Linked DNA regions of Homo sapiens: region 1 is linked to region 2. A link is a loop called in an ENCODE intact Hi-C map of the cell type or tissue named here. Cell type or tissue: lower leg skin. All regions are shown on one strand. Links, peaks and the distances in the headings refer to the core of each region. The heading gives the core; the rest is flanking DNA. Region 1 overlaps SEMA4D (semaphorin 4D). Region 2 overlaps SECISBP2 (SECIS binding protein 2).

The links. Hi-C counts contacts between places; a loop is a spot of excess contacts. Peaks named below come from ENCODE experiments on the same cell type or tissue, not always from the same donor. Only the 100,000 strongest peaks of a DNase experiment are listed, where the experiment ranks them.
Region 1: it touches region 2 in a loop (4-fold over the local background); 4 of 110 quality-filtered maps call a loop at or near these places.

The regions. Positions count from the first base shown.
Region 1 is chr9:89,410,053-89,425,824 of GRCh38, reverse strand. The region is part of intron 2 of SEMA4D (semaphorin 4D); the gene reads left to right. Among named protein-coding and RNA genes, the nearest start is that of SEMA4D, 80 kb to the left of the region's middle. RefSeq lists enhancers at 1-427, 592-651, 5,086-5,235, 12,117-12,617, 12,618-13,118 and 3 more. In lower leg skin, for the core only: no CTCF peak of the experiment used is centred there; a DNase peak (open chromatin) is centred at 6,721.
Region 2 is chr9:89,348,526-89,361,238 of GRCh38, reverse strand. It overlaps SECISBP2 (SECIS binding protein 2), which reads right to left. Exons shown (of 17, transcript NM_024077.5): 13 at 11,310-11,463; 14 at 10,387-10,607; 15 at 3,674-3,828; 16 at 3,048-3,240; 17 at 1,576-2,518. The coding sequence ends at 2,415. It also overlaps a transcript of SEMA4D not described here. Among named protein-coding and RNA genes, the nearest start is that of SECISBP2, 36 kb to the right of the region's middle. In lower leg skin, for the core only: no CTCF peak of the experiment used is centred there; a DNase peak (open chromatin) is centred at 9,478.

The DNA.
Region 1 (15,772 bases), core at 4,466-9,465, 67 kb before region 2:
CACTGCAGGACCCGGGAGGGCATCTCACCTCTCCCAGTGGCTCTAGACGGTTGTTGCATTTTTCTGAGCCTGTTTTTCCTCTTCCCAGCAGTGCTGTAAAACCTGTCTCCAGTGGGGCACACTGGGGGAGGGGGTGGATGTACAGCCAGTGGGGCCACAGGGTCAGGCTTTCAGGACTCCTGCCCCTGATGTCAAAGCAGCGGGCTTGTAGGCTGTCCTTGCCCAGGCCTCTTGAACACTGGGATTCAGTCAGATGTCAGATACGAGGGTTAGTGAGGAGCCTGCCAGGGAGCTATGAACATGGGAGGTGTGAGCAGCCCCTTCCCAGATGTCAGGGCCACGTGCTGCTTCCAGGTGACTCACAGCCTGACCCTCGCAGAACCCAGTAGAACAGTCACTTCCTCACCCTTGCCTTATGGCGGGTGTTAGTTATTCTTCCTGCTTACATTTTCCCCCAGGAGACCCCGTGAATGAAGACCAGCTGAGGGGAGGCATCTGTTCCCAGAGGGCAGGTCTGAGGTTGCCCTGGCCTTCGAGCTGAGCCACAGTGGACAGCCAGGATTTCAGTGGGTGGGTGTCAAGGATGGACTCAGGACATACCTAGGGGAGGTGGCAAGGCCTGGGTAACACTGGGCAAGGCAGGAAATCTGGTGGATGCAGGCCAGTTCTCGGTCCTGGCTGCCAGTTACATGGGCTGCTCTAAAACCAGACAGACCCTGGCCTCACTAGGGAGCTGCTAAATCAGAATATCTGGGGGGCTGGGTCTAGATAGGTGGTGTATTCTTGGTGTTCCACAGAAAGAGGGGAAAATGCACACCTAGCAAGTTGTAGGGCTTCCTTTGGGGACACTAGATTGGGGGCTGAGACCTGCCTCTGCAAGCCCTGGAGAGAAACAGGAGGCTTTGGAGCAAGAGAATAGTGTGATGCGAGCTGCCTTGTAAGAAATAAGCATGCCTTGTAAGTCCCCTCTGTGTGTAGGGGGACTGAAGGCCGGGGGCACAGGGGCCGTAAGAAGGTGGAGCTCTTAGAATGTGGTGTCATTCCCTTACAGGTAGCGGGAGCCAGGTGGAGGCCTCACAGGAGGGATGGTGGTATGAACCGTGGGTGTGAGGGAAGTGGGGGACATTGGGCAGAGGTGGGGGAGGGCAGGAAGAGGGTGCCCAGGAGACCAAAGCCAGGCAGGACACAGTGAGGAAGGCAATTAGTAGGGTTCGAGAAGGGTCCTGGTCAGAGAAAGGAGACACTCAGGAATTAAGGGTGCAAGGTTCTGAAAAAAAAGAGCTCGAAGGAATTTGGAGTCGGGACGGAAGCATCTTGGATTTAAATCATTTCAGACTCATTGAGCTGAGGTAAGTAGTAAAAGCTAATGTTGTGGTCGTGGGCTTTAGAAAGAAACTTCAATTTAGGAATAAATCACAGAGTAAACCATCATGGTTTAATGGAGATTGACGTTGATCTAGGAAAACCTATTTGCCCCTGCACTGCTCGTTTCTGTGGGATTCTGATTGGACCTTTCCGCACCTTGGTGTGGGCCGCCATTGTGGGGATAGTGCCATTTTGTTGGTTGTTTGTAACATTGTGTTTAACGTCCATGCCTTACAGTCCTCATTTGTGCAGTCTCATCTCTGGTGGTAGGGCTGTGTCTTACCCTCTCCCAGGGAAGTAGCTGTGGGGAGGAGGAGGTGCTGAGGGAGTAGTGGAGGGAGGGGAGTTGCTGAGGGAGTAGCTGGGGAAGGTGAAGTACTGAGGGAGTAGCTGAGAAAGGGGAGGTGCTGAGGGAGTAGCTGAGGGAGGAGAGGTACTGAGGGAGTAGGGAGGGAGGGGAGGTGCTGAGGAAGTAGCTGAGGGGGTGGAGGTGCTGAGGGAGTGGAGGTGCTGAGGGAGTAGCTGAGGGAAGGGAGGTACTGAGGGAGTAGTGGAGGGAGAGGAGGTGCTGAGGGAATAGCTGAGGGAGGGGAGGTGCTGAGGGAGTGGAGGTGCTGAGGGAGTAGCTGAGGGAGGGGAGGTGCTGAGGGATTAGTGGAGGGAGGGGAGGCACTGAGGGAGTAGCTGAGGGAGGGGAGGTGCTGAGGTAATAGCCGGGGGAGGTGAAGTACTGAGGGAGTAGCAGAGGGAGGGGAGGTGCTAAGGAAGTATCTGAGGGATAGGAAGGGGCAGAGGCCTGTTCTGGGTCACACAGCTGGGATGTGGCAGCATGGGAATCTGAACCAGGCAAGCTGGCCTCACAGCCGGCACTGCAGCTATCACAATATGCTTCCTCCATAGTTGGGGGAGAAACTAAGAAGCAATTAAGGTTTCTAATAGACTTGAAAGAAGCATAAAAAATGTTTGAGCTGGCCGGACACAGTGGCTCATGCCTATAATCCCAGCACTTTGAGAGGCCGAGGTGGACGGATCACCGAGGTTGGGAGTTTGAGACCAGCCTGACCAACATGGAGAAACCCTGTGTGTACGAAAAATACAAAATTAGCCAGGCATGGTGGCACATGCCTGTAATCCCAACTACTTGGGAGGCTGAGGCAGGAGAATCACTTGAACCCGGAAGGTGGAGATTGCAGTGAGCCGAGATCACGCCATTGCACTCCAGCCTGGGCAACAAGAGTGAAACTCCATCTCAATTTAAAAAAAAAAAAAAAAAGTTTGAGCTAGGTGACTTGTATTTTATAGCAAATATAGTATTACTTTGCAAAAATGACTTCAGCTCAACTAACTGAAAGTTTTAGAAGAGAGTCAAATGAAAATAAATCATGGAAGTTATGTGTGATTATTTCCCAGTTAAAGGAAGCAAACCTGTCAGCCTGATCAGTAGAAGCCCTGAGCCTCTGTTTAAGAAAGGCAAGAGAAGAACACATTGCTGACACATTGCTGACAGTCTCTAAAATGGTTATACAGGTTGTAACGACTACTAAAGATCCCAGCACTTGTGTCTTCTGTACTAACTTTATTAAGAGATTTCATCAAAATGGAGATTTTCAAGAACAGCAGACAGACATGATGGAACCATGGAATCTCCCCCGTGCCCATCTCCCAGTGCCCTCTGTGTGGTGCCTAGACCTCTGTAACATCACTGTGAACATTCCAGACAGAAAAGATTCTTGGCCGGGTACTGCTGGTGGTTAAAGAAAAATGAATTGTAAGTGGAGAGTTGGAAAGGATCGGAATGTCCCACATTATGATATTTAATTATGGAATATTGCACAGCCGTGACAGGCTGCTGAGGGCACCACGTAATAAACGGCACGGGGATGCGCACGCATGGTGCTCGGGGCAGGGACACACAGGACCTGGACGTGACCCACGCGGGCCCTCTTCCTCTACCAGCCTGTAGGCTCCAGCCTCTCTCTTGGACTTCAGGTCTCCTCTTGCATGGCTCCCAGCCTGCCTGTCCCACTTCCCATGTTACAGAGCCAGCAGGGCCCCCCAACCGTCCTGTGCGGTTGCTGTGGCCTGCCCTCCCCAAGCCAGAAAGCAGGGGCTGGGGGTCTACAGTCTATATCTGACTCTCACCTTCACCCCACACCCTCCAGTAGTGACTGTTGAGTGAATGAGTCAGAGTTTCTTAGAATGAGGAATTCACCAAAATGCCAGAAAGACCAGAACTGTATGTCATGTCTGTCTGCTGTTCTTAAAAATTTCCATTTTGATGAAATCTTCCTCTTAGTAAAGTTAGTACAGGAGACACCCGAGCTGGGATCTTACTTTAACCAGCGTTATAACCTGTGTAACCTTTTTAGAGATCGTCAGCAATGTGTTCTCTTGCCTTTCTTGAATTTTTCAAATTTTCTACAATTACTGTATTTTACTTTTGATATCAGATTTAAAATATTTTAGTTAGAAAACCACATGATTAAGGAAGGAATTCGAATAGTTCTAAAGAATCAAAATCATGAAAAATGAAGCACACTCCTTTTGCAGATCAAATTCTCTCTATAGGCATTGCTGCCAGCAGGTTCTTGATTAAATTGTGATCTCTTGAATCATCCTTCTGATGAGCCTGTGTGCACACCCACACACACACACACACGCACACACACGGTCACACACCATGTGCCTGCACAGACGGAAACATACTACTCACATTTTTGGGAACCTTACTTTTTACTGAACAGCGCCCTTTCATACAATTGCAGCTTTATTCTTTTTAACAGTTGCATAGTATTCCATCCTCTGGAATGTGCAATAATTTGTATAGAAAACGTTCTATGCTGTATCTGTGTGTACCCATGCACATAGACGCACACACACTGGTGGACTTCTGGGTGTCTTTGGAGTTTACCTATTGAATAGCCTCGTTCCAGTCATATTGCACACATGGGGTATATCCATACTGAATTCTTGGTAGAGGACTGTTGGATCAGAGATTCTGGATGTAGCTTCTTGGCAGGTGTTGCCCAGCAGGGTGCGGAAACATGTCCTCCGGGCCCTGTCTGTGTACTTTGTAGCCAGCCTTTCTCATGGGTGCCCTGCTCAGCAGAGTGTAATGGTATTGTGTTGTAATATGCATGCCTACCCCATCGAGGTGTGTGCTGCAGTGCCAATTTCAGCAGAAGGTCCCCCATTGCTCTCTGCCTCCGGAACTTCCTTACCTGCTTCTGGGCCAGGATGAGGAGATTGAGCAGAAGGGGCTCACGGCCCTCTCCCCGTCCACAGCCACAGCAGTGCTGCCTGTCACAGTGTTCCTAAGCCCTGCTTCCAGGAGTCTATGTGGACCTGGGGAAGCCCCGATCCCCCGTGTGTGCAGGAGGAGGCTGGTGGAGCCCACAGTCCCTGGCAGTAGGGGTTGTTAGATGTGCTAATAGCTGCACCCTGCTTGTTATATCTCTCTGAGTCTTCTTAGCTAGGCAGATATAACTGGCTTCATTTCACAAGTGGTAAGAATGATAGTTAATGCCTCCCAGTGCTTAAACAGCATCGGGCACCTAGGAAAGCACTAGGAAGCATTAACTGATTAGTCATGGATCCTCATAACCAAATGAGACAGGCAGTATTAGTATGCCCACTTTTTGGATAAGGAAACAGAGGCCCAGAGAGGCTCAGTAACTTCCCTCAGGAACACACAACTTGGAGAAGCCAGGACTGGAACCCAGGTTCCTCTGATTGCAGAGCCCCTTGCTCTTGCTTCATCCCACTTGTCTTCTCTGTGTGCTGAAGAACACCAGGTCCCTGCTTAGGGAGTACGCCCAGAAGGCGAGGTCATGTCTGCAGGATGGAGGCCAGATGAAGGCGCTGCCAGTGGCTCTGTCCTTCTGCCATCAGCGACCACTAAATACCTGTTCGCAAGGCCTGGGCGTTGGAGCCCCACACTCTCCTGCACTAGAGGGGGTGCACCAGGAGAGGATGTGAAGGCCATGAGAGGGAAATGCTTCTCTCTCCTAATTAATTTCATTGCTTTTTGATGAACAGGCCATTGGATTCTTTTTACCTGTGCTGTCAGGAGTTGGGAGATATGAGTTAAAACAGCATGATGAGTAATTACATGAGAAGTGTGGGTTTGCATTTTTAAGCCAGGTAACTCATAACTGTGGGGTTGCACGCTGAGAAAGAAGAAACAAACCGTGTATGTGTAGGGTGAAGGCAACGCGGGGTTGGGGCCTGGGCAATTCACTAAGAAAGGAAGTGTGTTCCCACTCAGGAACCTTGGGGCTGGCAGCTGTTTTTGGAGGCTAGATATGAACCCCCAGCTGGGAGGCAGGACACAAGGATGCTGGTGTTCAGGTGGAGTTGTTGGAGGCAATTGAGATGAGAACCCAGACCTGCTGACATTTGTTGTTGGATGCCACAAAATTACCGTGAATATGATACGTGTCTTAAACCACAGGATGAGCAGTTCTGGGTCTTTATTAAAGTGACAAAGGCTTATTTCATTTCTAAAAAATAGAAGTTTTTCAGGTGTTTTTTTGTTTTTTTTGAGACGGAGTCTTTTTCTGTCACCCAGGTCAGAGTGCAATGGCGCGATCTTGGCTCACTCCAACCTCCACCTCCTGAGTTCAAGCGATTCTCCTGCCTCAGCCTCCCAAGTAGCTGGGATGACAGGTGCGCACCACCACACCCAGCTAATTTTTGTATTTTTTTTTGATAGAGACGGGGTTTTGCCTTGTTGGTCAAGCTGGTCTTGAACTCCTGACCTCAAGTGATCCACCCGCCTCGGCCTCCTAAAGTGTTGGGATTACAGGCGTGAGCCACAGTGCCTGGCCAGTTTTTTAGTTTTAAAATCCGTGATATTCACATTATTTACCTAAGCCTCTTATTTATGTATGAATCTCTGCCTTTGTTGCCTTCAACTGTTTTTTGGCACAGTCTCTGGGCGGCCACTGTCCCCTCTCCCTCCCGTGTGACAGGAAGGCCTCGTGGAAACAAGTGATGTGGCACTTTGCAGGTGCCCACAGTAGCGTGGACTTTCCCTCTTTGCTTGTCCAGCAGTTGTGCCCAAATGCTCAGCCCTGCCCCAGGAGTTTCAACAGGAAATGTCGGTGTCAGGTCCTGGGTGGATGTGGCCTTTTCCAGGATTCTCATAGCTGCTCATGTGAACCTACTTTTGCTTATAAAATTGGCCGTAAGAGCCATCCACTGCTGGAGGGAAGACCCCAGTATCAGTCTCTGGAAGCTCCACTACGGTGGGGCCTGATGAATCGTGATCGTTTCTGATCACTGCCCTCGCGGTTCATTTGCTAACCTCAGGTGCCTGCTCAGGGTTCAGAGGATGTGTCGGCCCCGAGGGGTGGGGGGACCGGATGTTGTGTGCCTGGATGGCCGTGTCTAAGGTTCTGCTTCCTGGGGAGGGGTGTACAGGGCGTCTGTAGAGGAGGGAGCCGTCCAGTGAGGGGCCTGGGTGGGAGGGACGGGGGCTCCTGTAGAGGAGGGAGAGCCGCCTCCTTCCCAGCTGGCTTCAAAAAAAGAGCCGTGATCATATAAGCTCTGAAAGCAAAAGGCAAACAAAAAAGAAACCCTCCTCACCACAGAATATGCTGGAGTCTGATTCCAAGGTTTAACAATTACGTGGCTCCTGTGTTAATAGAATCATGGAGGGATCAGCGTCGGCTCCTGAGCGTCTGCAGTCCTGCACGTGGCTCTGGTTTTGCGATTCTGATTCTCTTGATCTAATTGTTGGTGCTGCTACTGCACCCCACGATCCCTGTCTTGAGACTGATCTCCCACACTGCAAAGGAGTGACAGCCATGCTATGGAACCTTGCCACACCACGGTGGACACCGTTCTGTTTGGCTGAAAACCAGCCATCCAAAAATAAAGGAAGATGAACAGCTCTTTAGTGCTTGTAATTATGCCATATGTGTTTCTGCTTTTTCCTTCTTTGCCTCATGAAGATGAATTTTAAAGGATACATATCTGGAGCTAATAGACAATTAGATAGTACTTTTTTGGTTCACAGACTCTGCTAACTGGAATGGCTTATTGTGCAAGAAAGTACACCTGGTCGGGTCCTGGGGCTCATCTCTAGCACCAGGTAACGGGCTGGGCTGCCCTTCCCCTCTGTTCGTGGGTGGGTGGTTGCACAGCTCCTCCCTCCTGTCTGCCCCAGTGCTGTCTTCCCCAGCACATGCAAGCCAAGCTGATCCTGCGTCTAAGGAAGTCTAGAAGGTTTAAACTCACAATAATTTGTTTTCAGTGCCTTTCTAGGAGTGTTGCTGAGTTTAAGTGGATGCACAGTTTAAGGGCTTAAATAGCCTTGTTTCCCATTATTTTCACAGCAAAGATTTCTGAAGACGTCTTTCTAGAAATGACTGGAAAGTTTCAAGAGGCATAAGATACAGGTAAAACCACTTTATTCATGATCTGTAATTTCAGTTGAGCAGAGTTGATAATGTGTAGAGGCCTCAGTTGGATCTGGCAGGTGGTTGGTTGCTTGGTCCCTTGGTCCCTGATATCCTGTGGGGCAAAGCTTCAGACTTGGCTGCCATCCCTTGGGCCCGGCATGGGGAGGTGGGTGCTGGGCACCCACAGTGATTGTCTGTCTCTGTTCTTGCTCTGCCACTGCTTGTCCCAGCTCCCCCTATTCTTCCCTGCTCTCTCGGCCTCTCCTCCCACTGGGTCTTGGGATTGTGGCAGCTCCGCGGCTGATGGCCCCTGGTGCCTGCACCAGAAAGCTTACTCTCTTCTTTTGGAGGGTGCAGGAAGGTGGCTGGTAAGGTGTGGTGTAATAAGAGGGCTCTCCAGGTCACCCTCCTCAGATTTGGGCCATTTTGTGTTTAATCTTAATTTTGGTCCGTTCCAAGCCATGCATTTTCAGTTTCAGAGGAGAAGGAAATAACCAGCTTAATTTGTGAAAACAAAAGTCAAACCCCATCTTTCCTTCATCATTTTCATATTACTCAAGTATCATGAATGAGCCCCCACAAGGTTTTTTATTCTGCTGGCTTTTAAAGAGTCCTGCTGCCAGCTTAGACCTTCATGGTTCCTATGCATGGGACCGTGATGAGAGCACATCTTGCCAATTAGATAGGGCGGCTTTAATTAGCACAGCATCACTGCCAGGGAGACAGCACTTTCTGTGCTTATTGGCTAGATATATTATCTGGTCCATTGGGGTGGGAGCTCTGTTTTCTTACATTTGTTAAATCACTTTATTTATTAGGAATTGGCACTTGTCTTACAAGTATTTTTTGCTGGTTTCTTTTTCCTCCCTTAAGTCATTTGTCTTTGAGTTTTGTTTTTTGTCAGTCTCTTCATAAAAAATATTTTGGAATCTTTAGTTATAAGGTAATTGAAAGCAGGGACAATTTTATCCATTCTGTGCTGTATTAAGCAGTAAGAGAATTCCATTGTGAGAGCCCAGGAGGACTGGCTCCTTCTGTTATTTTTTACTTTGCTGTCACAAAAAGCACGAAGTATATATGGGGAAAGGAAGCCACTTCTCATTTTTTTATGTAAATAAAAAAAAGGTCAAAGGTATGGCAAGAAATAGTCACCTAAACCAAGAAATGGATTAGCATGTGAAAAATCGCATTATGCACAGCTCCATACACTAATGTGGTGGGTTTCAATTTTTGGTCTACTGACTTGGGTGTAGCATGGGTGAAACATAATCTCTTCATGAATTAAATTTTTTTACAGAAGCAATATAAAAGTATGATTCATTTTTTAAAAAACAAAGAAAACTTGAGTTCCTGGTTGTTCTCCTCCTCCTCCTCCTTATAAGCGACCACTGTTAACAGTTGGCTGTCTGTCCACGTTCATGTGTGTGCATTTGTGTCTGGTATCTGTGTGTCCCTGTGTGTAGGAGTGTATGTTCTTGTGAGTCTGTGCCTGGTGTTTGTGCATGTCCCTGTGTGTCCGTGGCTGTGTGTGTATGTGTTGTGTGTAGACTGACGCATCCTCTGTTGACACAGGTGGGTCGCGCCTCGCGTGTTGTTGCTCTACACATGTCTTCGGTGTGATGGGCTCACAGGCAGTTCGTGTAGACCAGCTTTAGTCTTTGTAATGGTGTTGTCTTCCTTGCCTGACTGTTAACCAGCCCCTCATTGAGGAGCATCCCCTTTGGTTGCACATTTTACTGTCACGTCATGGCAGGGTGGTCTTCCCACGTGTCGCTTTGCACGCCTGTAGCTGTGCACACATAGTTTGCTGCCCAAGAGTTGCCAGGGGATCAGAGTGTGCAGACATCTGGATAGTTCAGAATTGTACCCAGAAGTCCTTTACCCCACACCTTCCCAGCACTAACTAGCAGCAGACTTTTAAATTTCAGCTTGCTTTGTGGACAATAATGGGTATTTTATTTTAATTTACATTTGGTTTGTGGAGTTAAGCACCCTTGGAATTATTTTTGAAGGTAGGACAGTTTTATAAGAGGTGGAAAATTAAGAATACAAATAAAGTCCACTTAAAGCAAAACTTTTCTATATAATGTCTTTTATGTAATTTTGCCCTCCCTGCAAGCCAAGCTCTGGGGGACCGAAGCACCAGTTTTAGTGTCATATCAAAGGCGCTACCAGTGTAAATGGTGACCGACCTTTGGCATTCTGGAAGCATCTCTGCTGGCTGGGTTCTGTCCGGTGCTGAGCTCTGCTGGGTGCCAGCAGCCCCTGAATTGCCACTGTCTCAGTCAGCTCAGGCTGCTCAAACAAAATGTCATAGACTGGGTGACATAAAAACAGACATTTATTTATCCATTCCGGAGGCTGGGAAGTCGAAGATCAAGGCGCTGGCAGATTTGGTGTCTGGTGAAGGCCCTCCTCCTGGTTCATAGACAGCGTCTTCTCACATGGTTGAGGGGTGAGGGAGCTCTCTGGGACTCCTTTTATAGGGGCACTACTTCCATGAAGACTCTGCCCTCCTGACCCAGTCACCTCCCAAAGGCTCCCTCTCCAGAAACCATCACATTGGTGGTTAGGATTTCAACATCTGAATTTGGGGGTAATCCAGACATTCAGACCATAGTATCACCTTTGAAAGACATGACACCAGGCATCCCTTTAGGGCCGCAGGGTTAACACAGTCCTCCCTGAGGGGCTGGCCAGCCACTTCCCAGAACAACCCCACACTGTGCCTGGGAGCCAGTGTCCAGTAGGGAGACCGTTGGCCCCCTTAGAGATGGCAGCAGGTCAACATTAGGCCAGTGGAAGATGATTATTTTTGCTAGCACTAACCTGCTTGGGCCCAAGGATGCATGCACACACCACACACCCTCCAGAAAAGACAGTATTGTCTGTATCCAAGTCTGAAGAGTAGAGTGATGTCACACAAATGGCATGACAGTCTGCATCTCTACCATGCTGGCTGCTGCTTAGAGGGGTCCCCACCCTTCCTCTGAAGGGCCCTGTTCGTGCCGCCACTCTGCGTGCATCCTCATAGCGCTTGTCCTGCCGACATTGCTGATAGATGGATGCCTGTGTTCTTCACTCCCACCGCCCTCTGTCTCTCTCCCTGGGTTTCCCATTCTGTACATGCTGCACCCAGGGGTTTGGGAAGTGGGTGAGGGTTAGAGCATGTCTGAGATATCCTGGCTGTGGCTCGCTTGCCCCTGCAGGGATGTGGCTTGAGGGTGAAGTAGACTGGTCCTGGCAGCTGCCCTGCTGGGTGAGTCCGGCCCAACACAGGTCCAGGGCTAGGCATGTCCCTGCAGAGCTGGAGTGTTGGTCTCCAGGGATCCATTTTAATTCTAGGAAAACTGAAGTTGGAACAATAAACTGTTTATTATGCTTGTGACCTAGACAGCTCCTGAAACCCATTCCTGATTCCTGATGGGATAAGGCCATTTTATCCTCAGTTTGCAAGGCAGTGACATCAGCATCCTAACTGGAGGTGGGAGAGGGGTTTCTGGGGGCAGAGGACATCCCAGGGTGGGGATACTAGGTGGCCAGGTACTGGCAGGGCATGGTTGGTGAGGGCTGTGGTGTCTTCTGTTTCCCAGCACCTGGCTGCCTGCTTCCAGCTGGGAGGGAAGATGTGGTGAGTGCGTGTCCTCCACTGTCCTGGTTGTAGGGCCTGGAGAGACTCTAAGCTTTACCTGCCCCATCTGGGCAAACCCCTGAGATAAGAAATAAGCCAGAACACGCTCCCCCAGGCAGTAGTTTGCATGCAGTGAGGTCAGGGGTCCAGGTAATGACTGCCTATGTTAGATTGGCCAGTCCACAGCTGTCACCAGAGATCCCCTTTCAGTTTCCCTGGGATGCCAGCCAGGGCATTTTAATGCCAGTGTTGCATCCTGTTGCTGGCAGAAGCACTGACACCTTCCATGTGGTAGTGACTGGTGTCCCCTCTGTAATCTACCCTAGCTGCCAGACAGCTGATCCCAGGAAGGAGCCGAGACACGGGTGACTGGACAGTCCCCAGATGGCATTTTGGTTCATGGTTCCTGCCTTACAGGACACTTGCCAGCAGTCACTATTCACATCTAAGATGCAACACTAGATCAGAATGTATGTTCTGCAACAGAGTGACACATGCACAGATGCACATATACACACATGCACACACAGATGCGCACATACATGTCTGCGTACACATACACAGATGCGCACACAGATGCATGCACGTATGTGCACATATAGCTGTGCACACATACATGTATATGCATACACAGATACATATGTATGGATATATGTACACAGGCAGACATGCACAGGTGCACACATACATTATACACACACATACACAGATGCCCATGCATACACATATGTATACACATGCAGAGATCCAAGCAGATGCACATGCACTCACACAGGTGTACATATGTATGCACACAGACATACACATGCATGTGCAGACATGCAGACATACACATGTACACAACACACCTGTACAGATGTGTACAAATGTACAAACATGGATAGGTGCACATATCTATGCGGGTTCATGTGCACACATACAGAAATACAGATGCACATGCGTGCACATACACAGATGCATACACACAGATGTACATGTGTCCACATATATATATACATACACGCAGACATGTATGCACAGTGGTTGCTGGGTACTCCCATTTTCTCTGCTGTGATCTCCTGCCTTGATTTGAAGACCCCTGGGGGTGGGAGAGCTGCCTTCTGACAAGTACTGACAGGCAAAAGAGTGTGGGGCTCAGAGCCCCCTTGGAGTTCCATTCTGCTGACATTTAAAGTGGGCTCGTGCACCCTCATGAACAGCCCCAATTACGTGTAAGTAATGAGAGTGACATTTCACAACCCTGTCTTTCTAATGGGCTCCTGTGTCAAGTCATTCTTTCTGAATGCAAAGGGCAGCAATTTCACACTGTCAGGGCAAAATGCACATGCATACAGCTCAGCTCCCAGCGGGATACCTTTGCTTCTCAGAAATGGCGAAGAAAGCCAGCAAAATGGCCTTTTTCTCCTTTTGTTTTAATTTAACTATTTAGAGTGAGGTCCTTAATGTAACACCCATCAATGATTATGGAGCCACTGTTCTGAAAGAACTCGCAGGGCCGGCAGATCTGTGTGAGTTGTGGTGTGTGCTTTGCTTAAAGCAACTTTAAAATTATATGAAACAATGCATTCTTGTTGAAAAAGGAAAAAAAAACCCTCCAGTGTCACAAAGAAAATGTGCAGCCCCCTCCCCCTCCCTGGGAGGAGCAGTATGTGGCATGGGGTCTGTCCTGACCTTTGGCTACTCATGTGGACTGTTTTAAAGGCCATTTGAGAAGAGCAGCAGGGCCTGATTTATGCCATCGAGAATCTGGTGTCTGCTGATGAGATCAATACACTGCAGACCTGGATATAAATCCGTGCCAGGAAGCCTGGTGGTCAATCATTGTTCTCAGGGCAGGGCCTGGAAGCCAGGTGGGGGTGCCCGTGCCCTGCTGAGCTCTACATGGCAGTGTCTGGATTGGTCCAAGGTAAAAGCAATTAAGAAAAAGGTTTCTTTTCAACATAACCAGTTTGAGTAACCGCATAAACAGCACCAGTCCTGACAGTCCTTCGTAACCATTTAAAGCCACACAGGAGAACCTGCTGGCTTCCACCTGGGCACCTGCTGACACTCCTGGAAATACCTTCTCTCAGCCACATTCGTTTGGGGATGGCTTTGCCATCCCTGGGTTTGGTCGTGGATACTATTACAAGATTTGTTTTCAATCTCTCTTCACTGGCGATTTTGTTTTGTGGAACTTTCTACTCTTGGCTCCTTACCTTTGTCCTCTCCGGGTCTGGCCCTAGTCTTCTCACTGGGATGTTTGTGTTTCTCCTGTTCTACCTCAACTAAGTCAGGGAGGCGTTTTTAGGTCCTTAGGCCAAGTGCTATGAAAACAATACCACAGAGGGGGATGGAGTGTGGGGGTCAGGGGAGGCAAAGGGTGACTGTGGGATGGAGCCAGCCACCAGCAGCTCCTGGGGGTAGAACAGTCTGGAAGAGGGAGCAGCAAGTGCCAAGGCTGCAAGGCAGCCTGAGACGGGTGGGGTGCATCGGAGGGAGGGGGCAGGAGTGGAGTGGAAGAGGCTGGCCACATTAGGTGCTGGCATTCTGCATTAAATCCTGTGCCACTGCCCAGCACTTCGGCTTTGCGGTGAACAATCCTATTTTTACAGCGTGTTTGAGCCCCCAGATCTGGCTGCCCTAGGGACCCAGGCTCTGCACAGAGTCAGCTCACTCTTCCCGTCCTTGGGAGCCTCCCTTCAGGGGGTCATGTCTTCTGCTTCTGGATCCACTGGGCTGCTTTCCCCAGGCTGTGAGGAACCAGAACATGGATGTCTTTTTAAGGTTAATTCATTTTATGAGAGTAATTAATGCAGGTAATTTTAAAGTGAAGTAGTTCTTCTTTAACTTGAGAGAGGAAGCAGCACTTGCTTGTCTTGTCCCTTTGTCCCTTCCCTGCTGCCCTGAGACACTGAGTTTCAACTATTTTCACTATTTTGGTATTTTCCTTCAAATTAGATATGCCTACATTTCCTGACTTTCCCATCTTAGATGTTGTGTTATGATGGAAGACAGGATTGTGTTCTCTGACTCTTGTCCCCTCCCTTTCCCTCTCTTTCTTCCCCCAGACCTCCAGTGGAGTTAGTTGTAATTTTTGTAATGGGGGCTATGCAACTGGGCAGTGATAAGTACACTCTGGTTACATTTCCATTCATGGGTCACTCTTGCTTCCCTGGGGTTAATAACTTCATTTTCTAATCTGTGTATCTGTTCTAATTCATCTTCAGACTCTTTGCCAGAGCCTTAAAATGCATTTCTGAGAACAAAGCCACAGATGCAATCAGTAATCCACTGTGCCTTCTCCTGCCCCGCCCCATTGGAGCCTCTGCCTGCTCCCCAGCTCCCCGCTCTCTCTGCCTCTCCTCCACTCGCTTCCTAAGAAAGAAGACCTGGGAAGCAGCTCCCTTGTTTTGGTGGAGCAAATCCTGCAGTAGCTTTCTGAGAAAGAAGCTGAGGGAGGTAAAACATTTGAGAACTTGTAGGTTTGAAGCAGTGTTCTGTACTGCACTCATACTGATTGATAATTTGACTAGATGGGGAATTCTAGGTATGAAGTCATCTTCCCTGGGATTCAAAGGCGTTGCTTTGCTGCCTCCAGTGGGGCACTCAGAGGTAATTTCTTTGTGGCCTGTTTCTTTCTGGAAGCCTCATGTAACCCTCCTTTCAGGATGATGTGTCTGGTGTGGGCGGGTTCCTTTCATTCACTGTGCTCCTGGGCGCTGTTATTCCGAAAGCTCAGGTCCTTCTGTTCTAGTTATTTTCTTTTTATTACTGCTTTAATAATTCCTCATTTTTTTTCCCGGAGCTCCTGCCAGTTCATGTGGGACTCCTGAATGGATCGTCCAGTTGTCTGTTCCCCTTTTTTTCATCTCTGCTACGTGTGTAACTTCTAGGAAACCTCTTTAGTTTACTTTCCAGCCTTTCATTTCTTTCACCACATTTTACTTTTAAGCTTGCTTCCATTTTCCAGGTTGTGTTTCTTTGTGACTTCTTCCAGGCCCTGGCTCAACTCTGGTCTGAAATTCAAATCAGTCAGCTCTGGTGGTGTGTGACAGGGTTGGTGGTAAACACAGCCACTGTTAAAAATTAAATATGTGGACTTAAAATGAAACAAATTATATTTAAAAAGGTAAAATACTCAGAACTCATTCCTTTCTAGTATCGTGTGCATTCTACTGTTATCTGTGTGGTTGCAGTTACTCGCCTCTTGTATCTGAGATGGCAGTGCCATGTGCTGGGTGCTGCTGTGCACCTCTCCCCAGTTCAGCGGCATCATTCTGGGAGCTCGAAAGCAGCATTTACACCACAGAAATCAGCGTGTGCTGCAAGCTGGGCACCCCCCACCTTACCCCACCGCCCACCCCCACTGCCCACCCCGTGGAGAGCC
Region 2 (12,713 bases), core at 7,289-12,288:
AGGTGTCCTGAAGATGCTGGAGACACCCTGGTTGTCTCCACACGTTCCCCCTCCGCACCCCAAGTCGAGAGGCCCAGCTGCCTGTGAGGTGTGTGCTTGCCCATCCAGCCAAGGATGCCAGTCTTGCTCACGGAACCATCACATACTCATAACCTGAAGTTTTCCTGTAAAATATCCATCAGCTCACTGTGGTTCTTGCTTTGGGTGTGGCTTCAACCACTACAAACTGATGAGTGAAATGCTATGGGCTTTAGGCTTATATTCTTGGTGCTGTTTTCTGTCTCTTCTCCTGAAGTCTGGATTTCAAGCACTTTCACACTTAACAAAATAATTACATACTTGAAGTTTTCGTAATGTGGAGTGTTCTACTGGGAAATGGAGTTATGAGGATGAATTTCTGAGTCTTTCTTTGCTCTGCTGGAAAAAATAAAAATAGAGTTGTACATTGTTCAGTTAAATGACTGTACTTGGCGCCCCTGGCCCAGAGCTGTGTGCTTCATGCGGCACCATCTGCACGTTGAGGGAGCTGAAGTCACCTGCAGCAGTGGCCTCAGCTGGAGTCCTTCACTGCCAAGAAAATGATAGCATCACCAGGCAACCATGTGATGAGAGTTTGGTTAAATCCCAGGAAAAGGAAAGCTCTCAGCAGCTGCATGACATGTTGAAAAGCCTACCTACTCTGTTTAAGCTGCTTTTATCTTAGGATTAGCAAAACAAATATCACAGAACTAGAGAGCTCTAAAAAGGGGCTTTGAGCAGAGGAATTCATCTCTAGTGGAGATCTTTAATTTTTTGATTTATCAAATTTTAAAATTCTAGCTGCTGAGTGCAGCTGATAGGCTATTTTGTCTTTTTGCCCACAAATTAATTTTGGAACTTTCATTCTCAAATAATCTCCTATTTTCAAACTTACCACAACTTGCTATTTACTTACTGATGAGGGGAGGAGGAAGCAGGAAAGACCTCTCCTTTCCTGCTGGCCCCGCTGACTGCCCTGAAAGATAAATGGGTGGAGATGACTTGCTGCTTGGGACTACTGATGGCCTGGCTGACCACATCTACTTCCCATGTCTAAACAGCTCAGAACGTGTAAAGAACAGCAAGGCTCACACTGGTCACTGTGAGCTCCACAGATGACAGGGCAGACGGTGCCTTCATACACCAACCTCTGGTCACATTTCCAGCCCTGCTCATAGCATGTCATTTCTGACTCACTATTCCAATTTTATGTGCTCATCACAGGCCGCTTCTCAAGAGGTACAATATTGCCAAGACTGAATTCAATTAAGAGCACTTTCAAAGCCAAAACAATACAAAAAGCAGTGAAAATTCTTTCCTGCCATTGGCTGTGGTGAAAACGCAAGTGCAGGTTGGGATTGAGCCAGGATCTGGCTCCGGCAGGTCTGTGCAGTGCTGGAGGCTTTGACAATCACTACTTCCAGACCTAGGAGTGCTGGGGATAGCAGAACCCCCACTACGCGGCCCCCTTTTATTTCAGGGCCCAGACTGTCCAAAGGAGGTAAATTAAGACATAGGAATCATCAAGTAAGACAGAGACCACTGAGAAGCCTAAAATCACCAGAGTCTGAAACAAAATTTAATAATTACTCTTTATTTAAAATAAATAAGCCCTCTTACTTACAGGGAAAATATGAAAGCAAACTCTGTCCTCCTGGTCTAAGACAGAAACCACATTCAGAATATGTTCATTGAAAAAGGAAAGATTTGTTGATTATCAAACAAATCTAGGTACTTCAATACACATTGTTTCTTTGAAAAATAAAGACTGAAAGGAATAATTCATTTCAAAAAGTCACAGGTTAGAAAACCAATTTTCCTTCTGAGGCTCATTTTAGCAAATCCTCCAAGTGTTCCCAAATCTTTTAAAAAAGCTACATCCCCTGAGAAAGGGCCCTTTCCCTGTAGCCCTCTTGCTCTGACACCAGCAGCCCTGCACCCTTCTGCCAAGTGGCTCCCTGCAGGACGGTGCTGTTGCCGGGCAGGAATGGCCCTCCATGGCAACCTCCAGCAGGCAGGAGCTCACCACCTGCTTTCTGCAAACTCACTCACTTGGCTCAGCTATTCTGCAATGGAGAGGAAGTTTCCTTAGCAGCCAAAGTATTCTAAGTATCACATTTTCCAGTATTTTCCAGATCCGTAGTGTGCTCAGAAAGCCAGAGCTGTATCACCAGGCTTTTAGAGAAGATTAACACCTGCACATCTGAGTGACCTTTAACAGGCTCCGCAGCACTGAACGCCTGCAGACACTGCTTCATGTGCCCTTTAATGCTGATCAATTTCCAGATTCAACAGTTACACAAATTACATTGTCATGAAAAACAGAAGAAAAAGCCCCAAAGTCTTTTTCAGACCTCCCCTCCTTACCCAAAATACAGACACACAGGCAAGAACTCTCATAAATTCAAATTCATCATTTGAGAGGTTGAAGCCTCCAAGGATTCTTCTAGCTCCAGGGTACATCCACTGTATGCTTCCAGATGTTTTTTCCAGATTTCAACTAAAATGAGAAAACAGCACGAGTGAGGAATAGGCATCAACAAGTAGGAAAACTCCTGTAAGAAAACCAGCAGCATGAGAGAGGGAGCCTGTGGCCACTGCCCAGCAGCTCACGGTGCTCAGAGGTGCCCTGGCAGACATTCACTCACTGTTCTCAGCCTGCTGGGCCGGGCTGCCCCTTATTGAGGAGAAGCTGGGGGGCCATCTTCTATAGGGCAGCTGGGGCCTTGTGTAGGTAGGCTAGGAGAGGACTGAACCTTTACTTGGCCTTCCAAGCCTGTCTTGGGTACAGCTATCCTTAAGGCCACCCATTGTCAAAAGACATCTGACTTGAAGTCTGAGACAGTCACTGACAAGCCCTTCCCACTTCAAAAGTCTGATAATACCTCTTAGGCAATGGGCTGGACTTACCAGGCCCTGCTACTCAGCTGGTCTTGCAGCATTGTCAAGCTGCTCACCTAGGGACTCCTAATTAAAGTCAGTAAATAAGAGGACACTCGACCTGACACAACTCTCCCTTAAGCACTCACTGTAGTGTGGCTCTTCTTTTTCTTTCAGGGCTGGGGGGCCATCTTCTGCAGGGCAGCTGGGGCCCTGTGTGGGTAGGCTGGGAGGTGCCTGAGGCCTGGGCTCTCCCACCAGCTCCTGCTGCACATTCTCCAGCATGGTCTTGTACGCCTGTCGGGCCGCCACTGTCAGCTCAACCATCTTGTGGAACTGATCCTTGGGCACAAGTGAGAGCACACAGGTAACATCCCAGCTACAGAGGACACGGGTCCCTCAAACTCAGCAATGGCCACCTCCACAGAGAAGCAGGGGTGACATGGGGTAATGTGGACCTCATGCTTATGGGTGGGTACCAGGGATGCTGCCCCAGAGGAAAGAGTGGGCTAGGCCGACTTCTTGGGCCTGCCTGAGGTGCCACTATGTCAGCAGCAAGCCCAGAACAGAGCTCAGTTCAGAACCAGACAACCCATGATGTCAAGGAGACAAAGGCTACTTTTTTATAAGAAGGTTCTGCCTAAGTGGTGGCTCCTCCTCAATGACAGCCTACTGGAGGTTCTGGGGCTGCTCTGTGGGTGAGCCCACACTGACCACCTGCCCCCACTTCCTCCCACGGGCAGTGACTGAAGAGGCCTGTGCCCTGTGCACTCACCTGGGCCCCATCATAGCTGAAGATCCCCACCACACTGACAGGAACTGCCTTATTCAAACTGCGCCCCAGAGCTTTGCGGTTGAGAGCAAACACAAAGGGAATGTTCTGCTCACAGGCATAATCAATAATTGTGTGCAAAGTGTCATCCAGCCCACCTGGTCAAAGGACAATGAAAAATGACAGGAAGACATGTCACATGGAGTGTGGTGTTAATACTGGTTGCAAAGAGCTTTTTCTTAGCAACACACCCATCTATGATTTTATATCCAAGGCAGACGCCCCTGAAAATACAAGGAGAAAGCAAGTTGCAGAATCAACTCTCCAAAAATATGGGGAAAAATGGAAAGAAAACACACAGCTGGTATTGTCTTAACAGGAAAAGTTAACTATTAGTATTACTGAAACTTACCACCTATTAGCTCCTGTGTCCTCCCCCAAATCCCAAAAGGCAGACAGATGCTGTGTCCTCACTGACAGATGCACAACCAGAGGCACAGAAAGGTTAAGTTTCTTATCCCACATTGTACCCCTGGTCGAGGCACAGGTCTGGCTCCCGAGGGCTCACCACCCTCTACTCCCTGACCCTGCTTCTGGGCCAGGGACCAGCCAAGGCTGGTGCACCAGAGAGAGGATGGAGGTGAAATGAGTACCATGTGCAGGTGATGCACCTGGAAAACCCAACAGCACCTGAGAAGTACTCCTAACAGCATGAGAAATACATGAGGGGGTGTGGCACAAGCACACAGCAGCCAGTTGGCATATATCAAAGAGATGACTCCATTTACAACAGCAGCACAAGACTATAGTTGGTAGGAATGAATTTTTCAAGAAACATGAAAAGATTTACAGGCAACTTCAGCATGCTGTTAAAGAACGCAATACCAGCCTACGCAACATAGTAAGATCCCGTCTCTACAAAAAAAAAAAAGAAGAAAAAAAATTTGCCCAGTGTGGTGGTATGTGCCTGTAGTCAATCTACTCAGGAAGCGGAGGCAAGCTCAGTAACTTGAGCCCAGGAGTTCAAGGCTGCAATGAGCCATGATCATGCCACTGCACTCCAGCCTGGGCAACAGAGTGAGACCCTGTCTTTTAAACCATCCCCGCAACAGAAAATCTGAACAAATGAAAAGGCACCTATGCTCCTGCATAGAATGATCCAAAATGATGAAATGTCAACTCCACATTAATCTAACACTTTAAAACAGCGGTCCCCAATCTTTTTGGCACCAGGGACTGGTTTCGTGGAAGACAATTTTTCCACGGACAGGGGAAGATGGTTTTGGGATGAAACTGTTCCACCTCAGATCATCAGGCATTAGTTAGATTCTCATAAGGAGCAGGCAACCTAGATCCCTCACAAGCGCAGTTTACAACAGAGTTTGTGCTCCTATGCGAATCCAACGCTGCTGCTGTTCTGACAGAAGGCAGAGCTCAGGCAGTAATGCTCACCTCCTGCTGTGCCACCCAGTTCCTAACAGGCCCCAGATAATACTGGTCTGCAGCCCAGGGGTTGGGGACGCCTGCTTTAAAATACTGTAAGTTACTACAGACGGGATTTCACTAAGAAATAAAAAATATGGAAAAAATATAAAAAGATGTCAGGCTAACATGGTCAGGTATTAAAGTTTACTATAAAGATACCATAGTGTAAACAAGGTGATGCAGATTAACAGGATGGACGCCAGAAAAAACCGGAGTTTGATGGAAACAGCATGTGAGGAACAGCATTTTGGTTTAGTTAGGGAGAAGATCCTAGAGGACTGGGTGGGCCCATCCTGTCCATCTTAGACCACAATAAATCCTACCTAAACATATACAAATGAAGGAACCAGGAGATATACAGAATTTTAAAAGCAAACCTTTTAAACGCTGGAGTGGGAAGGCTGAGAAATAACACAATACCTAGATGCAACTAAAAAATGAAATACCAATATATAAAACACCTAAAGTCTCTGCATGGCCAATTTTTTTTTTTGGTGGAGAAACTGACAAACCAGAAGAAATACTTGGAACTCTTACCCAAAGGGCTAACTTATAAAAAAGGTACAAATCAATCTAAAAGAGGTCAACATCCCAAAAGCAAATGGGCAACAAATATGAACAATTCACAGAAAATGCCAAGCTCCTGATGCTGACCCTCCCTCATAAGAAAACTGCTAATAAAAACTCCTGGAGAGGATGCTCACACCACCCTGGGAGGGAACACAGTGGTCTCTGGAGGAAGGCACAGCATATGCTTTCGAGTTACCAAGGCACACAGCATTGTAGGCCAGGCATCTGGCCTACAGGATACTCACCCAGTCTTTACGGAGCAACTGTAAAAAACAACAACTGTTTACAATTAGCATAGTATCACCTGGAATCTACTTACATATCGATCCTCTCATTTCAAGAGAAGAACTTCTCCAATGCACGTCCTACCATACTGTGGAAACTGGGAACTCATTCTGCATCTAGTTGGATAGGAGATTAATTTCTAAACCCACAGCCCTTATTCTGCCCACACCCTGCCCCTGATCTACCCAAAGCATTTGCAAAGTGATGAGGAGGCAGCCTCCTGGGATAGAAACTTTGAAGAAAAAGACCAGTTCCAGATGGGCTGGGAAAAGGGGAGATAGGGCAGAGGTGGGGTGGAGTGTTCCGTATTCCTGAGGTATACTTACAGTGAAATCTATATTCAGTTTGTCAGGGGAGACATATGAAGTCCCCCGTAACATCAGATGCATCTCTCTCACTGGAGGGTCTCTGCCTGGTGTCCACCCCAGCTCCCGGGAGTGAATCTGAAATGTTATTTGAGCACTGTGCAGAAACAACCTAACAGAGCAGGCTTGGCTGCTGTCCTCTCGAGGCTGCCTGTCAGGTTGGCCCTTGGTTGGGGTCTGTGAACTTGGATTTTGGGAGGGTTCCCACCACCTTAACTGGTAAGAGTAACTCACTGTGCCTCTATGGTGTGCAAACACTGTGGTTTCTGCTGAACACCTGCTTTCCTTCTGGAGTCTGGAACTTTGTGTGTGCTAGGCAGAGGATGCCTGCGTGACCGGCCCCCAACAGAACCCTAGGCGCTGAGTCTCTAATGAGCACCCCTGGTAGACAACACTTCCCACGGGCTCTTAACTTGTCTCTGGGATATTAAGAGTCTCCTATGTGATGTCACTAAAAGTGACTTTTGGAAGCTGGAGCCTGGTTTCCCCCACATTTAACCCCATGTGCCTCTTCGCTTTGCTAATTTTGCTTTGTGCCTTTTCACTGTAGTAAGTCACAGCTGAAAGTACCACTCTAAGCTGAGTCATGTGAGTCCTCCTGGCACATCACTGAGCCTGGTGGTGGCCTTGGGAACACCCAATACAAGCAGCAAAATCCAGACTGTTTTGCTCAAACAACCTCCAACCCGTTATTAGTGAGATGAAAGCACGTGTGGCAAGGGCCAACTACTGAAGTTCCACAAGAAAGCTTATGTCAAACAAGCAAGATGCTAGGCTCAGATTATTTCCATTTCAAAGTTTAAGTTCAGAATTATTAGGTTAAATGCCACTCAGAGCAAATACAGTACTTCAACTTAATTCAAGGCTATAACATCAATTTTTATCTTTAAGATGACTGCAAGCCATTGGCTATCTTATCTGGCAAATATTTATAAAATATACAATCAAGTCCCTTATGCCTCAAAGCAAAAACGTGTCGGAACCAATGATTACACAAATGCATTTTAAGTATACAACAAATCCTTATGATGCTGATCAAGTAAAAACCTAGCCCCATGCTCTGGCAGAGGCAGAGAAGGAGAATGATGTCTTCCAAGAAAGTGGGGTGACTGCAGGCTAAGGGCATACATTTCCACCTTTTTGTTTTTTAAAGACACAAATCCACGGAAGAATGTGAGAGACAACAGCAAAAAGTTTCAGAAGCTGACATGCAAATGGACAACTGAGCTAGCCAACCTAAGCCAACAGTGAGAAAAGCCTAGAACAGCCAGCCCTGGACCCCAGAATCCCCCAAAGGTCGGGAATAGGCAGCACAGGGTGAGGCACAGGTGAAGAGGGCTGGTTGAACACTGGGCAAAGAGGCAACTCGGTGTCCAGCCCCTCAGCTGCAGCCCTCTGGTGAGGCACAGCACAGGTTTGCAGGACATGACGCACCACACATCTAATGGTGGTGAGAGGATGAGCTCACAGGGTGAAGTTCGCCTGTCCCTCCAGGCAGGCAGTGAGAAGTCTTCCTTGGGGATGTGACCAGCCCTAGGGGAGACAGAGACACCCAGGGGCACTTCCAACATGGAAGCAGCCCAACCACATCATCCTACAGCAGAAGTTCTCAGTGCACTCCTTGGAGAAGCAGCAACAGCACCTGGGAACTTGCTGGAAGTACAAATTCTTGGGCCCACTGGACCTACTTGAAGCAGAAACTCTGGAATCTGTGTTTTCCCCAGCCCTCTGGGTGATTCTGATGCTGGCTACAGTTTTGAGAATCACCACCCTCAACGCTGCTCACAGCCTTGAACAGCAGCCACACACCCGGATTTCCAGTCGGCTACTTAGTGGCTCTTAAGTAGGCGCAGACAACTAGGACACAGAGGACATCTGTGGAAAACCTCCACCATGAGAGGCCAAAACAAACAGAGCAAACTACCTGGAGGAAACAGAGGCACTGCAGGGAGAGGAACTAGGCATCATTAAAATTCTCCAAGAGGCAACCATGAGGCAGCAGCAACGTGATTAAAAAAAAAAAAGGAATCTTCAGAGGACAAAAACAGCTCCCAAAAAATAAAAATAATATCAGAAGTAAAAAATTATACAGAAATTTTACAAGATATGGTTGAGAAATTCTAACAGAAAATGAAACCAAAAGAAAGAGATAAAAAGAAGCAGGAAACAAATAATGTGAGGACACCAGTCCAGGAGGCCCGACCCTGACATACTTCCAAGAGCTGGCAGGGACTGGAGAAGAGGATTCAAAGCAAAAATTCATCGTGTCCCAGAGCCAAAGACACTGGATGCAAACTGTCCCACATCCTGTAACCCCAGGATCAAGGCACTTCCAGTGAACCCCCAGAGAGCACGAGGTGCAAAATGATCACAAAGGATCAAGAATCAGAGTCTCTGGATTTCAAGCAAGACCTTCAAAATATGCCTCCCATGAATCCTTTTCTCCTAAACCACTGGAGGATGCACTCCAACAAAACAAGAGTGCAGCCCAAGAAGAAGTCCATAAACAACACCTTATTGAGAGCAGGGTGGGAGCCAAGGGTATCCCTGGGTGGCAAATGCATGAGGTGCAGTGAGCTGGGAATGAAGGTTTCTTCAGCAGATGAAACTGCAGAATGCCTGGTGTAACCGTCTTAGAGGAGACTGAGGCAGCTGGCTGAGGGCATGAGGTTTCATTAATGCTAAGTATATAGACAATTAAGCAACCACCACAAAACAAGAACAATAACCCAAACTATACATTAGGGGAAGTAACAGCAAAGCCCTTTTGCTCTATTGGGAAGATGACAAATACTTAAAACTGAAAACATGTGAAGCAGTTGCTCACAAGCCTCTTACATGGAGATATGGAGGAAATATCCCACAGTGTGGCTAACAGCTGACAGGTGGAGTTGCTAGGAAAGGAAGGGAGCCCAAGCCTGCCCCTCCCTTAACAAACCCTATAGGACTACTTGACCCTTTAGCTGTGGACATGTACAACACTGACAAAAACAGCCAGGGAAGCATGTGGCCTGTCCTCTCCAATGACCTGGAAAGGCCTCTGGGCACACAATCAGATGAGTGGGTCACTGAGATCCCTTCTGTCATATTCTGGTCAGCGGTGATGCTGGACCCGTACCAAGTTAGGACAGGGACGAGCTGCTGGCTGGGGGCCTCGGACATGTCACAAAACTTCCAGGCTTTAGATATGAAATGGTAACTGGGAAACATCATCTTTGAGGGTTCAGCCCCAGGATGTGGATGCATTATCTCAAAGTGGGACTCCGTAAAGCTGAATTTGACACTGCAGGAGAAAGGAATGAGGCCAGGGAGGGGCTTGTGAGTGTTCCCTAGCCTAGATGGAGATGAAGGACAGGTGTCCATGAGCAATGCCACTCTGCTCTTATCAGTTCTCCTATTGCTCAATTCGAGGACACAACACAGGCAAGTCCTCCAGGAGCCAAGACAGCACAAGCACAGGGTAAACATGAGATGTCACAGGTGAGGGTTCACTGTTACCTGACCCAGCATATCACATCCAACAAAACAAAAACACACATTCCAGTTTAAGTAAAATGGCAAAGTATTTAGACAAAGCCACATCTGTAACAAGCAAACAGATGAGTCAACCACAGACTGAACAACAAAATGTCAAGTAGATGAAAGCCCTAGGTAGGTACTGCCTGGCTGCCAGGCACAGCATCTCTGTGGTGCAAGTGACCAGTGACAATCCCAGCCCCAGGGCAGTGGCCTGCACAACAGAGGCAGGTCTTTCCCTGATGCCAGAGGCCTGTGTGGGCTGGCTGGCCTCCCAGCGTGCAGGATCACAGGACCCACCTGCCCTACAGAGGGTAAGGCACTTGGTAATGGTCAATGCAGTTGGGAAACAGTTACTCAATAAAAACAAAAACCACAAAGAAAACGAGTTGTCAAGACCTGTGGCATGGGCCGCTGAGGTGTGTGGCAAACACGAGGGCACACTAGGCACTCATGCAGGGGCCCACATATCACAGGACCACACTGTGCCTTTACCTTTTGACTGTATCTTCTCACAGTTGGGAGAAATAATGACACATTTCAGTTTTTTGAGCTTCAGGTGTTTGAGAACCTCCCTCAACCCCAACACAAGTCGACGTTTAGTCTTGGCCTTGACTGGATCTTTCTGGTACATACGGTCTTGGAAACGGACCAGTTCTTTGAGTAGGTCGGTAACACAAGCATCCACTTCTTTACTAAGCATCTGGCTGCAGTAACTGAAAGAAACATCAGACATCAGGAATTGTGCCACTGGCTGTGACACTGCAGCACTGCTCCCATCCCACCCCAGGGAGAAGAGACGTAGACTGCATCAGACAAAAAGTCACGTTTCAACAAGTACTACTAACCAGAACTGTGGAATTCCTGATGATTTAATTTTATGAAAGGTAAATACTGGGGCATCTTCCCCCATTCCCAACTACAAGGGACAAATTTCTCTGGGCCCTGCCCAACCATAGTTTGCCACAGGTCCCCATCTCAGCCACTACCCCGTGCATCTCCCTGTCATAAAGACAAATACCGGGAGACTATCCTGGAAGAAAAGTGGGCAGGGGAGAAGGCAGAGTGAGCACACAAGGTTAAAGGAATCCTGCTGCCTAAGACATTACACAGAGATTAAACCATGAAAAGGGGCCCAAAGATGATGCACGGTCACTTCACTATCCACTCCCGACTGCAAACCTGGACTGAGGGCCCCTCTTCCATCATTAATACAAGAACCTCAGTAGAAGCAGAATCAGACACAACGATTAGGCTCTCCCTGAATGCGTGTAACCAGGTACCCAGCTTCTTTCAACCATGAGGTTTTTAAAGCACAGTGTGGCCCAGCAACAAGGATTTATGGGAGATATCAATGCCATACTGAACCGAAGCACTTCCATCTTCCCCTAGTCCCTGGCAGGCAGGGGCTCACTCACTCCCTGAATCTGCGGCTGTGGATCTTAGGGAAGGTGGTGTGATTGGGAGCAAGGTGGGAGGCCTCTGTGTCCCTCTGGAGCTCTGTGCCTGGTGGCTCTTCAGACTTGTCCTCAACCGAAGGAGTGGAGATCAGTTCGTCCATCCCCTCTGGCCCTTCATGGAGGAAAAAGGCATCATCAGATATCTGTGAGGCCCAGTGCACACACTGAGGGGCTGGCCCAATGCAGTCTCACCGATGCAACCAGACCCCTGCACACAACCACCACATTCACAGACAACATGCAGAGAGGTTTACAGAAGGCAGAAAAAACAGACGAGGATGCCTGGGGAAAACAGAAAAGCTGGTGGAGGCAGTCATGCCTGGAGGTGTGCCTCCCCTCAATTTACTTATACATTCATTTTTATTATGGTAAAATATACATCAATATTACCATTTTAACCACTTTTAAGTGTGCAGTTCAGTGGCCAAATTTATTTTTTGATTTTGAAGAATCTCTTATCAGGGAGCTTTAAAAAACAGGATTTTAGTTCTAAGTTTTTTCTCAAATGCTTGAGACCATTTCTTTTTGAAATAATCCTTTAGAAAGAGCTGAACTCCAACATCTAAACTATGAGAAACTCAAGAGGTGTGTTTAGTTTAAACACACCAGATCTGATGCAGTGATAGCTTACTGTCCCCAACTAGTTACTTCTACCGACTATCAAAATGCAATTGCAGTAACAGATCACCAAATGAAGGAATGAAAAAACATATACCACACCCACAAGAATGGCAAGGTTGAAAAACATAGTGCCCCGTGGGCTGGTAGAGATGGGGAGCACCTGCAACTCTCAGCCTCCCTGGGGCTGTAACTGGTAGAACAGTCAGAAACCCATTGGGCAGGAGCTACTAAAGCAATTCTGCTCCCAGGTAATGCCCCACAGGAACGAGTGCTTGTGTCCTTTAAGACACATACAACACTGTCCGCAGCAACCCTGTTTCTAATTACCCAAACTGGAAAATGCCTGAATGCCCATCCGCAACCCTGTACATTCGTCCAACCGAATTTTACACAGTAATGAAAATAAACGGCATCTCCATGTTGCCAGCAAGGCTGAAGGAAAGGGGACAAAGAGAGCAGCACGTAACACACAGTTGCACTAGAGCCACAGCCACAGCCCCTGGTGGGGTTGCCATGGGGCAGGGTCTCCTGGGGGAGGCCTCTGACAAGAGGGCACAAGCAATTGCTGGGCTGTGTTTTGCTTCTTGATCTGAATGCGGCGGTCACTGTGAAAAGTCTTCAAGCTGTACACTGATATTTGTGCACTTTTCTGAATGTATAACTGAATATGAAGTTTCCTTAAAAACACACAATTGTGTTCACGCCCCCACGTCTCCAATACTTGCTGGTAAGCAGCTGTGC